2 separate regions of the Homo sapiens genome follow, and region 2 is linked to region 1. A link is a loop called in an ENCODE intact Hi-C map of the cell type or tissue named here. Cell type or tissue: PC-9. All regions are shown on one strand.

The links. Hi-C counts contacts between places; a loop is a spot of excess contacts. Peaks named below come from ENCODE experiments on the same cell type or tissue, not always from the same donor. Only the 100,000 strongest peaks of a DNase experiment are listed, where the experiment ranks them.
Region 2: it touches region 1 in a loop (11-fold over the local background); 6 of 110 quality-filtered maps call a loop at or near these places.

What each region holds. Positions count from the first base shown.
Region 1 is chr3:43,996,536-44,004,535 of GRCh38, reverse strand. It overlaps LOC124909489 (a long non-coding RNA gene), which reads right to left and starts at 5,204. Exons shown (of 5, transcript XR_007096256.1): 1 at 5,009-5,204; 2 at 855-914. RefSeq lists a silencer at 4,948-5,477 and enhancers at 5,938-5,997, 7,871-7,980. In PC-9, no CTCF peak of the experiment used is centred here; DNase peaks (open chromatin) are centred at 3,735, 5,285, 5,585, 7,285 and 2 weaker places; H3K4me3 peaks cover 5,034 bases; H3K27ac peaks cover 4,849 bases.
Region 2 is chr3:44,101,387-44,109,386 of GRCh38, reverse strand. It overlaps LOC124909489 (a long non-coding RNA gene), which reads right to left. Exons shown (of 5, transcript XR_007096256.1): 3 at 5,260-5,330. Among named protein-coding and RNA genes, the nearest start is that of MIR138-1, 8.8 kb to the left of the region's middle. RefSeq lists an enhancer at 4,376-4,535. In PC-9, no CTCF peak of the experiment used is centred here; a DNase peak (open chromatin) is centred at 4,266; H3K27ac peaks cover 1,676 bases.

The sequences.
Region 1 (8,000 bases):
CACTGATGAAATGCATCGAATGCCTAAGAAGTTCTCAAAAATATCTCAAATCACATGTTGAGATTTCTAAAGAGGTAGGGAGGGGTCCAAATCAGCACTAGGTTCCTTTCAGAGACTGAGAGTTCACTCTTTAAACAGCCATACTTGGAAGTACTTGATATCCTTCAAATGGAAAAGGTGGATCCAGCCCTGGGAAATCTGTAAAATCCCTAACCATTCAAACTCTGTGTGAAACAGCAATGGCTTCCCGTACACTTTAACACTTTCCATTTTATAATTTACGTGTACCAGATCCTAACAGCCTAAACGTCATCAGCTGGGTTATAGCATTTTGATTAACGTACATTCGGTAAGAAAGGTAGCTTGACAGTAGCCATAGGATTTCATCGGGCCACCCCCCACCCCAAAAACAAAACAAAACAAAACAAAACAAAAACCTCTGTTTCTGGGCCTGGATGTTTCTACATATCAGAAGCCATCTGCTTGAACCAAGAGAAGATTAGAACAGGCAGGGCCACACAGAAACGTATGACATCTGGGGAAGTGTCAATTCAGCATTACCCAAGCACCAAAGGTTCGTATTCTATTACCATGAAAATAACATGGGGGCAGTGGGGGTGCACAGGAATCAATGGCTGTGATTGCAGTCATATAAAGTTATGCTGCTGGGTAGTGAATAAACGTTCATCTAGGTTAGGCTCCCCCCACCCCCTACTCAAGGGTATAGCACTTCCTTCTAGATTCTTATTTATGAAGCTAGAGTCCTTAGGCAGAAGGAATGAAAAATAGGAAGAACTGCTCTGCACAGATGTTCAGAATTATTAATATTTAATTATTTAGTTTACTGAACTTACATTTTGAACCACTCTCAGGCAGAAGAGAAGAGTCACTATCCATTGTGATCAAAAGAACACCTGTAAGACCAAAATGTTTAGATCATTAGCAGTTGGGATAGTTTCCAAATTCCATGAGAAGCAAGGAGGATACATAGTAATTTGAACAAGGGAGAGATGCATCTTGAGCTACATCTGAACGAAAACTATTTCTCATGATATTTTTAGTTCTAAAATCCAGAGCTGAAATACTTTTAAATTAGCAACCTAAACGATGACACACTGCAAAAAAAAAAAAAAAAAAAAAAAAAAAAATGTACTTTATCTACTTTTAAGAACTATTCATTCACTGTCTTTTCTTGATGGTCCTACCTACTAAGTAAGATCCTAAGCACAACAGATTCAGAGCCCACTTCTACCAGGAAAGAAACAAATAAAAACCCTCCCCACTACCCAAGTTAAGTCTTCTCAAAATGAAGAGTTTAACAGTCCTAAATAGCAATTCCAGTTTGTGTAGGATGCATGTGTATGTGGCACAATGCGCACACCAAAGCACATTTCTTGAATTTTGCAGAGATGCATGTACAAGTGTTTAATGTCACATAATTTTAAAGGAGCAGCAATTTCCAAATGGTTTTTCTAAAGGATACTCTCTATTGCCTCAATCCAACCCTCACACACCCAAAAATATCATTAATTTTTAAATACTTAACGCCAAAGATATTACTAACTACAATTCCCTGTAATAAGTGGATGAGCAAACAATTTTCTTCAAATTCTTCAAAAAAAAAAACTCATAACCTGATATCCTCAAGTGGAAAAAGAGAGATTCTTGGAGGCCAACTCTACAGGAATTCAGACATCAGATGCCCCTTTCCATGCTACAAGGCTCTGCAGTGTCCTAAAAAGGCTTAGTGTACATTTGTGGTAAAACATGAGACTTGTTGCCATTTGTGGGCTAAAGCAGCCCAGGTGTTTATTCAGCCAGCAAATTTACTTTGCTGGGAGGTGGGTGTTCTGGAATGCTCGTCATACAATGATGTGTGCATATTTACTGTCGAACTCAAGGAGGTACTGTTCTGGAACCTTCTCATACTGCAATTAACTGTGCAAGTGGGTAGAGCTAATTTCCATAAAATAATCACTGCATATCTTAGGAAAAGACCCTCTTTGAAAGCAGGCTGCTAGGGCGCCGGCATCTGAGCAAAGCACCAGAGACGTCTGACCAATTTGATTCTTGAAGCCGCCGCTGAAATCTATTTTGATTTTAGAATGACCCGCAATCACAGACAATTTACCTGATTGTGTGTTCCTGGTGACTCTCAAAGCCTTCTAGGTGCTAGGATTTGTAGGTATAGTTTGTGGATTTAAAAGAGGGGAAAGATAATATAAGAAAAAAAAAAAACACAGGAAAAAAGCAGAAGGTAGTTTCAGCAGCTTAAGATTATGAGTTCAGAACAGAACCTGCAATTTTCACCTAGAGTATCACGTTAGACTGGAAGAACTGTTGAGATACTGCTAACTGGTCACGACATTCAGGTCTGAAAATGCATTAATTCACTCTAGCCATCAAGGGAAAACGTATCATTTTCTCTTCCGTAAATGATATATTTACCTTAAAAAATGGAAGGTAACCAAGTAGGGATCCTTTTGAAAATTTTGTCTTAAAAAAAGGAAAGAAAAAAAGTCTTTGTATCTCTTTTCTTCTTGGTCAGACCCGCTATCTGCAGTAGACGATGCGGATAAACCTAACTATAATAATGAACTGTAAATTTATAATGCCTCTTTCTTCAGAGCAGCTCAAAACATTTTCTTTCCCATAGATTTGAAACAAGATTTGAAATCTCCTTGTCTTGTTGTAGAAATGGCCTTCCTCTAATCTGATGTGAAATGACTGGGTTCTGTTTGAAGGACCAAGCAGTAAAAGGTAAGCTCATTCATCTGTTTCTTGCTCCAATTATGCATCTCTGTTCAAACTGAGATGCCAGGTGCTGGTCTATCGCACAAGCTGATTTATTCCATTCACTGCCTAAAAAGGAGCCCCCCTCTTTCTAAAAAACTTAGTTTTATAAAAAAAATTTTATTAAGAATATCGAAGCAAAAATAACTCTTTTTGGCTTCACTGTATGCTTTAATATGTGTCCTTCCAATCAATTATGGCTTTTAGCCCTAGGATCTTAAAATTTGGAAGCTCTCGATCTGTATCCCTTTTCTAACAAAATCAACCTCTCAAAGTTAAATGGACATTTTAACAAGCTGACAGGTGAAAAGAAATAACACTGTGCTTTTTAAGACCTGCCTATGGATTAAAGCCTACCCTCCAAATTTGTTAGTAATTATTTAAATAAAGGTAATGCCCAAGCCTAGAAGCTGCCTCTCCCTGCACCACTGCAATTGTCGAATTCCTTTCCTGGTCTTTCATGCAGATGCTCAGAAACAGGGTGGGGCTCCCTGGTCTTGCATGCAATGTTAAGGGAGTCTGTGCTGTAAAGAAAATTCAATTAATCGTTCATATTCCAGTTTTTCAGTATCCTTCAAAAATACCTTTGAAATAATCATGTTGCTAAGAGTCCCACCGTTTCTCATGTTAAGATTCAGATTAAAACCTTTGTGTCAAATCAGATGTGTTTTGCACAAGCATGGATGACAGGTATTGAAATAAAGGTGACAAGTCAAGGAATCAGGGAGAAACCTCCTGGAAGAAGAGATGTGAGAAAGAGAGACTAGCTTCTCTATTATGGATGTCTCCGATGATGCTTTTTCAAAAATCTTTTTTTTTTTTTAACAAGTACAGTTCTTTAGAGTCTACAAGTAAAATCCAATCTTGCTAAGCCATGCTTGTTCCCTTATGAGTCAGCAGGCCACTGAGCATTTCAGACAGTGCAGCCAAGAGTAAATGGGCAAAGGCTGTCGCTGGACACACCCATTTTACTAATCCTGACTCTGATTTTTTTTTAAATTCATCTTTATGTTACATGGTGTCTGACCTCAGAACTTGCATCAAAAACTGCACCTCCACCAAGGACTCAGGTTCCAATGTGGAAGGACTACCCTCCAGCTCCTTCACTGAGTGCAATCGGATAAGGGCTTATGTCTTCCTCAATGGGCAACTCCTGTTTCATTTTCTCTCCAGTCTGCATGTTATCAGCTTGACATTCCCTTCAGTGGCATATGACAAATCAAATTGATCAAATTGGCCATCACTGCATTCATCAGAGGAGGATTTTTTTATTTCCCAGGACTGATACCTCCACTCCCTTTACAATCATGAACACATCAGAAATAAATAAATAAATAAAATAAAAATAAAAATCCCATGTCTTGGGTTTTTTTCCGGGGTTTTGTTTGTTTTGAGGGTAGTGAAAGTGGTAAGAAGTAATGAATGGATACAACTAATCATAAAGAAAGAAAAGCAACTGATAGTCATAAAGCCAAGGGCACAGTCTTAAAATATGATTTTAAATACCTAGTGCCTACATCTTAAATTTAAAGCATTGATCCAAAAATGCAGATATTATTAGCTTTGGAAAACTTTACCAAAACATTAAGTAAATTATTTTCCTAATCTTTTTGCATGATTCAGCACTTTTAATACTAATTTCTGTCAAGAAGTTATAAGGTAAAAGGAATCTTTTCTGGGTGCCTTAAAACCTCACACACTCTGTACTGAACCATCTGCACTCCTTCTACTACAGGGTCATATCAGAAATACTGGGGGTCACTGGTTTGCTGCCATAACATCTAGTGACCACCTCAGAGCGGCTCAATTTCACTCTCCGGAATCTAAGTGGCTCTTGGGGACAGAATGACCCGTCGCAGAGGCTTCTCCCCATCTCGAGCTGACCCTTACCCAGGAGCCACACACATATGCGTGCACACTCGACTGCACCTGTCTCACCCCATCAGCAGCAGCTACAAGCTCCCACCTGATGTGTCTTTTCAACCTTTGTCAAGTATCTCAAGGCAAGAATGTCCTGAAGCCCTTCCCCCAAATAGAAGCTTTGGTCCGAGCCCCCAACCCGCAGGAGCATCAAGAGGAGGCCAAGGAGACAGACACCGCAGACTCTCTCTGCAAACTTGACCTGGGCATCGCACGGACTCGCGTTCGCATCCGAAGACCCCACACGTCCCCCGCACTGTCCCCACAGCATCCCACGCCCGCGGTGCACGCTCACCTGCCGGTAGACGAGCCACACGCCTCGGCGGTCCAGACTTCCGTGTCGACCTCCGTGGGCGAGCCTACGCGCTGGGTGCCCGGCGCGCCCTCAGGAGTGGCTGGGACCGCGGGCTGGCGCCGGGCAGGGCGGTGGGACGCCTGGAGCCGGCGGGAGGAGCACGCCCAGGCGGGTCCGCGCCGAGCCCGAGCGAGCGGGCGAGCCGGGCGGGAGGGGCCATTTGTAACCGAGCAGACGCTACCACCGCCCCTTACTCGCGGGGGGCGGGGGCGGGCGGTCAGGTGACGGCGGCCCACCCTCCGCCGCCGAGCCGGGTGGTTCCTGCCCGGGAGGAGCCCCCTGGCGCGCTCTGATTGGAACTCCCGCCGCAGTGGCGGGGGAGGGGGGACACGTGACCGCCCGGCCAGGCGGCCCGGCGCGCCCCATTCGCGATGGGCACCCCATCTTCCTCCTGGAAAAGCCGGGGGACACAGAGAAGGCGGAGGAGCACGCGGGGTGCAGGAGAGCCTACCAGCCCCTTTAGCCGCAGTGCTGGTGATTCCGGCCGCTGAACCCGGAGAGGAAAGGCTCCCACGCGGCCAGCCGGCCTTGACTGTCCTCTCGCCCTGCCCTTGGCCGCAGTACCCTCCCCTCGGCTGCAGTAACCGCCCCCTACACCTCCAGGCAAGGGCACGCTCAGTGTAGACCACTGCCACTTCATAGATGCCAGTGCCACTTAAGAGTGGTGTTGGGTTTTTTTTTTTTCCTTTCCTCCTCTCTGCACACCAGCACATTGTACCCGAGAGAAACTCACGGCGGTGCACTGCAGACACCGCCCAGCTCCAGGGCCCGAAGACCCTCCGACCAGGCCCCGGGATGCCTGAGGTCTCCCAGGTCATTACGTGGAGGAACTCAGGCCTGCTCCCTGCGCAGGAGGAGGAGGCGTCGCGGGAGCTGCAGTCCCCGATCCTTCCCAGGAAGCCGGCCGGGTGGAAGGGGAGAGGGCCGTTATCGTGGTGCGAATCCAACTCGCAGCCTCTGGGAGCACGTTGCTAATAAAGGTCAAATTAAAACAACTAAGTGGTGCCGGCAGGGACGCGCCGCATGGTCAGGAGAAGCCCGGCTATTAATCATCCATAAGGAGCATTGCTCTTCTGGTGTGGGAGAATGGGGCTGTGCGACAGCCCCCCGGAGTTGCGCTCTGCTCTGAACCCTAAGCTCCCCCAGAGCAAGTGGATTGCGCAGCCTATTACCCCACCTCCCCACGGCCCCCTCTTGGGGCGGCACCACCCTAGATGGCAGGAATTCGGAGAAAATGCGGTGTCACGTCCGCCGCTATGCCCGCACACGCGTCTGCGCCAACTCCAGCAACACGTGGGGACCGTGAATCTGGGCGTCTGCTCTCCACTTAGGTGGTTATGTGGGTATACTTATATGATTACTGATTAAAACCAAATTGGACGGAGAAGTCTGTTTCTACACTGGATTCTTTCAAACTTCTGTCCAAGGGAGTTTTGCGCTCGATTTGGGCGGGGACGCAGTTTTCAGCCAAGACCGCCGCAGCGCTCAGCAGAGCCCGGGGACCGGTGGTGGTGGTGGCGGGATGGGGAGGAACAGAGGCCCTTGATTCTTTGGTACTCCACTTTCTTTCCTTATTTAGACCAGTCGGGCAACACGTCCCTCGCCCAAGATGGCCTTTCCAACTGGAACGTGACTCAGACAATGTGGAAGCCAGGGGTCCTTGACCCATCGTACCTGGGCTTCGCTGGGCATAGGACAAGGGTTGGGCAGGTTTACCTGGAAAGGGAGTTTATTCGTAAAGCTTCGGGCATAAACGCTAGATAGCGAAACTTTGAGGAAGCTCAAAGTTTACCTATTGTAAATTGGTGGGGGGTGGGGGAGCATCTTATGTAAAAAGGAACGGCCCTATTAAATTAGTAAGTATCTTATTTTCGTAGTGGACGTCTTGCTGCCCTTGGTCCTCCCCTCCCCCACCTCATTTCTCCAAACCACCAAGGTTGGAGAAATCTCATAAACAAAGTATAAGTCCGTGGGGGGGGGGGGGGGGGGTTACTTGGTGTTTTAAAAAAACAACAACAACAAACGACCTTTGTAATAAGAAAGGTGGGTACGTTTTCATTTCTAGGTCTTAATCTTAACGTTACGGCCACGTTAAAATTGAAGTTGATTGAGACAAGAGAATCCCAGAGCACAGCACGCAGACAGACAATTTCACAATTAAAAAATATGTACTTCCTTCTCCCCGCTCTCGTCACCTCCCCCTTTCCCCGCCATTACCTACTCCCGTTTGGACTAGGGGCTGGGAGAGGAGGAGGATGTAGTCCCTCCGAGTGCACAAGGGAGGCGGCGGGGCCACTTGTTGCTGCACCGCCAGAAGAGCTAATTCCGAGCGGATCTGGCAGGGAGTTAAAACCCTTCTCCTGGATGCGACGCCCCAGAGACCGAGGCAGACGGCGAGAACAGATTCAGCGCCTCGAGATGTGCTTTCCAATTTGAACTCTGGACCATCTTTGCTTGAAATGCTTTGTCTTGCACGTCTGGGAATTACTCTGTGCGATTAAACGCGTGACACACACACGCATACGCGGGGTCGCCCCGCAGGGGGGAGGGTGCGTGGCACAGGAGCCTCGGACTTTCAGGGGCTCTGCACTTGGGGAGTGGTGCGAGGGGGACCGCCTCGGTGTGGCTGCTGACGTGAGACAGGTAACTCGGAAAGGTCTTCCTCCGGCTGCCTTGGTAATGGGAAGCTGTGGGCAAAGGTGCAGGGGCGGTCCCGGAGCGCACACGGCGCAGTCCGCAGTGAAGGGCAGTGGTGTGGTGGGGCAGAGAGACTAGACAAGGGCAGGCGGGTTTTGCCGATTCCGAGTTCATCCGTCTACGGGGTCACGTTCTGTTGAGAAAATGCGCGACACCCGGTAGGGAGAGAGTGACACTGACCAAGTGTCCCTGGAGGGCCGAGCCGTTTGCCCTCGGGAGGGGGTCGCGAGGCCCG
Region 2 (8,000 bases), 100 kb before region 1:
AGCACCGGCCACACAGGATTGCTGTAAGGATTCTGCGTTAATACATGTCAATCACTCAGAACAGTGCTGGTACACATATAGCAGGCAGTGGGTAAATGTAAGCTGATATTAGCATAGACTGGGAAATTTGTCAAAACTCACTGCCATTTGCATAGTACATAGGCAGAGCGCATGGTAAAATTCCACAGGGCATATCTTTTAGGGTCTTCAGATATTAACTGTACTCTCTTGCCTGCGAATTACAGAAATCTGGCTGCAAGGATGCCTATCTAGTCTTCATGCCTCCCGCTGGTCTCTATGTTACCTTGGTAGCCTTTGGTGGATGTGAGGAAGCATTCTGGGGGTATAAGCGCTGGGACTGTGATTAGGTTCCCCGGGGCCTGAGTCCTAGGCCTGCTGCTGTGTGACTTTGGGCAAGTTGCTTGACCTGTGAGACTCTTACAATCCCCACATTAGCAATGGTGAGACTTGGTTTTACACAGCAGGGTTATTTTGAGGATTAAATAAAAAAGTACACGTGAGGTGCATGGCATGCCGCTGGGAACACCATAAGTGCCCCATAAATAATGGCCATTATGGTTATGGAGCCCCTGCAAAGCACCTGGGCTTCCCTCTCCAATTCTCCATCCATCTGCTTCCTCATCTCCTCACAGCCTTCATGTAGATGTTGTGAGAGTTATGTGGGACTGGGGAGGGAAAGCTGCCAGCATGGGGCCTGGTTTCCAACACAGACTCTAGAGATGAGGCGGTGCTCACTGCTGTTAAACCACAGTTCACCCTGGCTGATTTCTTGCTCCAAATAGCCTTCAGCTCCATACAGTCCTTTTTGTGTTAGTCTAGACTAATTCTTGCTAAGACCTATGAGTGGTTTTTAGATGATGGTGTGCATGTATAGATTTGAAAGTCCCATGTTTGGACAGAGCTGAATATGCATCCTGATGTGAGTGCCTAGACATCATTATGGTAACTGTGAGGGGAGGACATTAAACCTATTTGGTGTCAGAGGTGTCAGGACAGGATTTTTGCCCTCTGTGTGAAAAGTATTTTGCTACACAAAAGAGCAGTATGCTTCCCTTGCCAACCCAGCCACTGAACACTGCCCTTTCCCTCCTGCTTTTCCCAGGTGCTACTGGAACGTCTAACAAATAGCCTTATCATGAGTTGAGCATGTACTATGTTTCTGTTACCAGCCTGGATGCTTCACATTCATTATCTTCTTTTTTTTTTTTTTTTTGAGATGGAGTCTTGCTCTGTCGCCCAGGCTGGAGTGCAGTGGCGCGATCTCGGTTCACTGCAAGCTCCACCTCCTGGGTTCATGCCATTCTCCTGCCTCAGCCTCCAGAGTAGCTGGGACTACAGGCGCCCACCACCACATCCAGCTAATGTTTTGTATTTTTAGTAGAGATGGGGTTTCACCATGTTAGCCAGGATGGTCTCGATCTCCTGACCTTGTGATCCACCCACCTCGGCCTCCCAAAGTGCTGGGATTACAGGTGTGAGCTACAGCACCCGGACCATTATCTTCTTTAATTGAAATAGTACTGTTTTACCAATTTCTCACTTAAGGAAATGGAAACTTTGAAATGACAATTAGCTTACCCAAAGTCATAGCTAGCAAGTGGCCATAGAGACCAGGAGCTTTCCAGGCTACAGGGCTACACAACACATCTTTGGTGTGATGCCATTTCAGCTGCTAGGCATCAGAGTCGAGGGTGGACCTCCTGAATTACCAACTCTCTTTGTCATTTATTTTTTCCAAGGTATAGCTATGCCACATGGAATATTTTCCTCCTCCTTTTATTGTTTTGATGAATCCCATACTCAGTTTTTAATTTTTCTCCCGGGGGAGGATGTAGCAAAAAACAAGACTTCTTTTCTGTAAAAATTAGGAAATTCCAGCATCTTAGCACATTTCATCGGGTGTGCTAAGAGTACTCTCTCGCCTGCCAATTATAGAATTAGCTGCAAGGACCCCTATCTAGTCTCCATACCTCCCACTGGTCTATACATCCCAATTCTAACCCTATATATCCCAATTCTGCTGCACTGATCTTAATCTACTTTTCATTCACCAATCTCTTGAATATAATCAGTTTGCTAATTAAAACATGATGGAATCAAGCTATTTGCAAAATTAGGAGTTCTGACCCTCTGGCCTCTGTGGCCCAGGTGAGGTCCTCTGAGACACATACATGTGTTGCCTTGGCGAGAATTCATGCTGAGAAGACAGTCCATTCATCTTAGGTCTTGCTTAACTAGCAGAATGTAAACATCTTTGAACTTTGCTTACTGGATAAAAGGCAGCAAGCATTAGCTTCTCATTAGCTTCCCACTGCATTTCCTCCTGCAGGATCAATCACACATCCAGCCCAGACACGTGGCCCCTGCTTGTAATTAATCTTGGAAAGGCGTAGCTCTTCTGTGGATGGATTGCTGTATTTGAGCGCGGCTTTCAGAGGGGAGGGGTAGGAGAAATAAAGGCTGGAAGCAGAATAATAAGCACCAGTGTTTGAGAAGTCTGCTCTGTGCCCTGTGCTGCAAGCAGCTTTTTTTAATGGTTGATTCACTGCCAGAAAATTTGCTTTTGCCTGAACGCGACTTAGCATCAGGGAGGGAATTTATGATTTCTTCTTTTCCACAGTGTGAATTTCATGCCTTAGTTAGTTGCGTTTTTTTTTTTGGCCAAATTGAAGTTGTCTAAATCCTATATTTTGGGTGGTTGTAGAGTTATGCTCCATACTCTCTCAACCTGTCTGAGGGATGGAAGTTCCTGGATTCTTCTATTCACAAGGATTTAACTGTGACACTTGCATACAACTGAAAGAGACCTTCTTTTGACCTTGTTCTCAGAACTCTGCTTTTCTAATTCTTATTTGAATTTTAAATGCTTTAAGGTGGTTGGATTTTTTTCTTTTTTAAAAAATTGTGGTCATCTCAGTTACCAGGCTGGTAGAGGGCAGTTGGGAAGGCAGTAATAACAAGGAAGTGAAGATCCCATGAGTATTGATCATCAGAGATGGCTAGGACTTGAGGCACTAAGGATTGTCACCTCCTTGCCTTTACTGAATAGTATTTGTTGCTATTTTGGAAACCAAATTGCAGAAAAACCTTTACGGAAACTCAATTTACACAAAACCCACCTAAGGAGTGACGTCCTCAAAAGCTCTAGGAGGACTGTGTGAAAAGGCAAGTTTCCTTGCTGCCCCGAATATCATGTGTGAGACACACTTCATTTTAAGGGCCATGCCCATTATGTAAAAGGAGGTGCATCTGCATTTATCTCCGAAAAGGGATTTCTTCTGACAAAGCATTTCCCTCCCCTGCAAGCCTTGAAAGACATATAGACAACACGAGGATTAAGATATATTGACAATGGGAGGATTATTTCCTTACCTGGTATATGACAAATGCCTACTAATAAGTGAACGAGACAATCCTGTCTCCATTTTCTCTCAAATGCCCTGACCTTGTGGTCAGTACTCATGGGGTTACTGACCTCGCTTATCCTGCTGCCTGCCCAGGACCCTGGGGACAAACCATCCTGGCAAGCCTGAGACTGCCCGCCCAGACAGAGGGGGCCCTTGGGCTCTGCCCACAGGAGCAGGTAAGCCGTTCTCACTTCCTCTTGCATGCCCACCTCTTTTGCCTCAGCTCTTGCATTTCTGTTGCCGGAACTCAAAATGCTTTCTTGTCAGACAAAATGTATATTTGGAAAGTATATTTGTTGGAAAACTTGACTGGCATTGAGACCTCAAAGGCCTGGCTGGGCATTTCTGGTTAGCAGCAGAGACCTAATTTTTCTTTTTGAAAGTCCTGCTTCCTCCCCACAATTCCTGGCCTTGCAGCCCTGTGAAATTTCCTAGGCTGCTTCCCCTTCTGCCATGATTGTAAGTTTCCTGAGGCCTCCCCAGCCATGCTTCCTATACAGACTGTGGGACCGTGAGCCATTTAATTCTCTTTTCTTTATAAATTACCCAGTCTCATGTAGTTCTTTATAGCAAAGCAAGAACAGGACTAAAACAATATGTTTATATTCTCTTCTCTCCAGTAGTTCTCCCAAGAAACTCTCTCTTAAAAAATGCAGCAGCTAATAGAGTTTTGGAGGAAGAAAACCCTTTAATGAAACATGATTTCCTAGAGTAGCAGTAAGGGGAAGTTCTGCTTCTGAACAAAATGAGTTACCTCAACACCACCACAAAATACTCAGGGAAAGGTAACCAAGAACAGGCTTCTGAGAACGAATGAGTCACCCTCTCTTACACTCTGCAGCCTGAGCTGGGAGACACTGGCACACACATGCTGACACCGGCAATGACTCACTTCAGTCTCACCTCCAGACCTGTCAGATCTCCTGGCCATTATTTAGAGAAATCACTAGCAAAATTGAAGGACAACTTACAAATCCAAATCACCCTATAGTTCTTAACCAACTTCTAAGGGCTGTGAGCAGTCGCCTCATGGGGGGGTCCTCTCCCCAAACTCTAGGCTGAGGCACAGAGGTTGACATGAATCTTCCAGAATGTCATTATTGGAGCAGCTCAAGGATCCACCTCTGTTCGCCCCTGAGGGAGACACAGGTGAGCTGGAGCTGGTGAATTCTGGAACTCTGGCTCTTTGTACCACACCTCAAAAAAGCCTCCAGTCCTGGGGTTAGGGGGCAGCTTTCCTGCAAATGGATGTGCTCACATGCCTGGGGAAGGGGCTTATTCAGATGCACAAACAGGAAGAACACGAAAGTGGGAGAGACCAAGGCAGGGGACAGAATTCAAGGGGTCCATGCAGCTTTCTTGGTAACACTTTTTAAAAAATTATTTGTGCAATTATTTACTGACATAACTGAATGAGGAATGCTTAGAAAAATATCCCTGAGACTTTGCTCAAAGTAAAACACTTCCATAACCCTAGGTATTAAATTTTAATGTTGACACTGAAAGACCATATTCTGAGACAGTGTCTGAAGCACAGACAAGAGCAAAGACCCCTTCCCCATGGGAAGTGAATCCCAGGGAGAGGGTGGAGAGGGGCAGGGACATGAGTCATGTCTCCATGCCCCAGAGCTGACCACTCCCCTGACTTTGCTATGTTCTACAGCCTTGTAACGCTGTCCAGTGCTCACTCTGGGCTTGTTTTCTTATTGCTAAGATGGAAATAACAATACCCTTGAGCCTCAAAAGCAGACCATCATGTGTCTGGCCCAACGCCATGGCTACAGCAACTCAGAACCCAATCATATGGCACAGAAAAAACCTACCTACTGACCTGTTGGTGCTGCTGAGCCTCTCCATCCTTGTTCTGGACAGAAACTGAGAAGTCCAACCTCATCCTTCATTCTGCAAGAAATTTTCAGGAATCAGTCACTCTCTTGTCACCTTAACTTCAAGGCAAACCTTTTCAGACTCAGAAAAAGCAAACTTGGGACTCAGTTGAACTTCATAGGGACCATGAAAGATGGTCCACTATATAATGGACCTGCCGTCTTAACCCTGGGCTAAAAAACTGTGGGTGGGGGTGGGTGGTCGAGGTTGGGGGGGAGGGTGTGGTGGGTGAAGAGTTCTGCCTGCCTGGGCACTCACTGCTGGATTCTCCCTGCACTTGCACATTCTTTAACAAAGTGACAAGGCACAGCTAACATTATCATGCACCCTCAAGTGCCTCTTAGTTCACTTCACGCGATGCTTCTAGTGACATGCTTTTATGAATCTTTGAAGCATAGGTGGTGAGAGGATGAAGATTTTTCTGTTTTAGGGCTCGGTGCTCTCAGACTGTGTGTTTGTGACACCATCCTTCCCTACCCCCCTCTCCCTCCCATTCTACATCACTAGAAAGAAAAAAAAAGGGATGGGATACTCTTTAGACAAGCATCAAGCCCACAACTTAGCTGATGTCCTTCCTTTGTTCCCTACTCCTGAGGGCTAAGGCAATAGCTACAGACCTGGGGGCAGGAGAAGGGGGACTTTCACGTGAAGCTGAAGAGACGGGTGAAATGAGAAAATCTTTAGCAAAGCCCATCTTCTCAGCTGACGATATGGTTGCACTTCAGTTCTCCTTGTCCTTGAGAGGCAATAAAATGGGATGTGAAAAGATGGGGAATAGGTCAAGGTTTTGTCCCCATCTTGCAGATGGGGGAAACTGAGGTAGTGGAGCTTAAAGCAGCCAATTAACCTTTATGAAACTACAGGTTGGTAGGGGCCATACATATTTAGCAAACATCTTTAGCTTTCCTTTGAAACTAATGCTTTTTATTTTCTTGACTCCTATGATGGGTCCAGACCAGCAAAGTGAAGATGAGCAAGTCAGCTCCTCCACAACATTGATTCAAACTAAGTTGGCAGGGGCGTTAAGATGAGCACACTGCACTTGAGGAGGTCTGAAAGGGGCTCTTGCAGGGACACTCTGGGTACGTGGGAGAGAAGGAGAAAGCTCAGCAACACACACCTAATGATTAGATGACAGTTTCTCCATCTGTAAAATGGGATGACATTCTCCTTGGCTGGTAGAGGGAATAAAAGATAATCCTTGGGCTCAATCAACAGTTACAGTAATTGGCAGCTCACCAAGAGGTGCCTCTAATACCACAGAAATAAGCCCAGATACCAAAATGGGGAGTTCCCATCGCCAGCTCTGTCCTGAAGGAGTGGCACACGCTTGGCACATTCATTCTAAATTACGCCCCTGGCCTTAGGGTCCATTATGCCAAAGGATAATGTATTTGTGGCACCCACTGTGTCCTTGGAAGAGGTTTTCTCCAGGATGTGGAAGAAAAATTTAAAAGGATCAAAATAGAGGTATCAGTTAATTCATAGCCAAGATAGCGTATATGGTGTTTAGGTAGTTGTAGTAAAAGCAAAGAAAAATAATGGAGAGAGGAAACCTCACACAACTCATGTTGGTAGAAGAGCTGAATGGCAATATTGAAAAACATTTTGATGCTCATTAGGTAACTGTGCCACTTTGTCCCTGGCAGTTAAGTGCCTATCTCTGGTCTCTGACACAAAGTGATCTTACCACCTCCACTGAAATCGGAGAGCCCATCTCAATGACAGCACCCCCACCAATGTGTCCAGCTTATGGAGCTCAGCCACCGCAGTGATCTCCCAGGCCAATGGGGATGTGAAAAGTCACTGACAGGCCGCTCAAGGCCTTACTGAAGGGAGTATCCTCTGAGCCTGCTCCAGGGACAGAGTGTGAATGTGGGTGTGCAGGGCTCACATTATAATTTGATTCCCACATCCCAGCCTTCTAAGCCTTTGATTCTATCCTCTTACATGATGCCAAGGAAGTTTTGGAAACCGCATGGAATGTAGAACCATTGAGTCTCACTTTCAGCTAACCAACCAAACTTTTTTCTATCTCTTGGAGCCACTTCCAGCTGCTCAGCTGACATATAAAATTCAGGATCTCTCAACTCCATCTTTGGTCCAACATCCTTATAATCCATTCCTATGCACATTCTTCAGGTTTTCACCAACATAAATTAGCAAAATTTTGCAATCCTTTTGTAGGGATGCCCCTCCTGCCCTAGGAAGCAGACAGTCCCCTGCCTTCCACTTGGTGGAGGGTCTAGGCTGAGGCAAGGCTCCTGGGCTGCAACCCTCCTGCTCCTCTAGTGACCGCTGGTGTTTCTGCCTGCAAAAACGGTTCTTCAGGAAGCAAAACTTGCTGACAGAGACACTCTGCTCTATTTGGTGTTTTGCCAGAGATTTTACTTTGATTTAGAAATTGAAGAATCCCTCTGATCCTGAGAAGGTCCCAGAGGAAAGAACCTGAGGAGACACCCTGCAGCTTTCTGGCCTGACAAAGCTGCTTTTCTGAATTAGTCTTTCCAGGAGGGGGCTGAAGACTCAATATTCACCTCCCTGGCACCTTAAACTCCCACCTATATACTCCCTCCAAATGCAAGAAGACTTGAATTGTTATCAAAGACAGACTATGAAAAAGCAGCAGTAACTGAGTTCAGGTTGGCTGAGGAGGGCTAGAGATAGCTGGCTTAGCTGGAATCT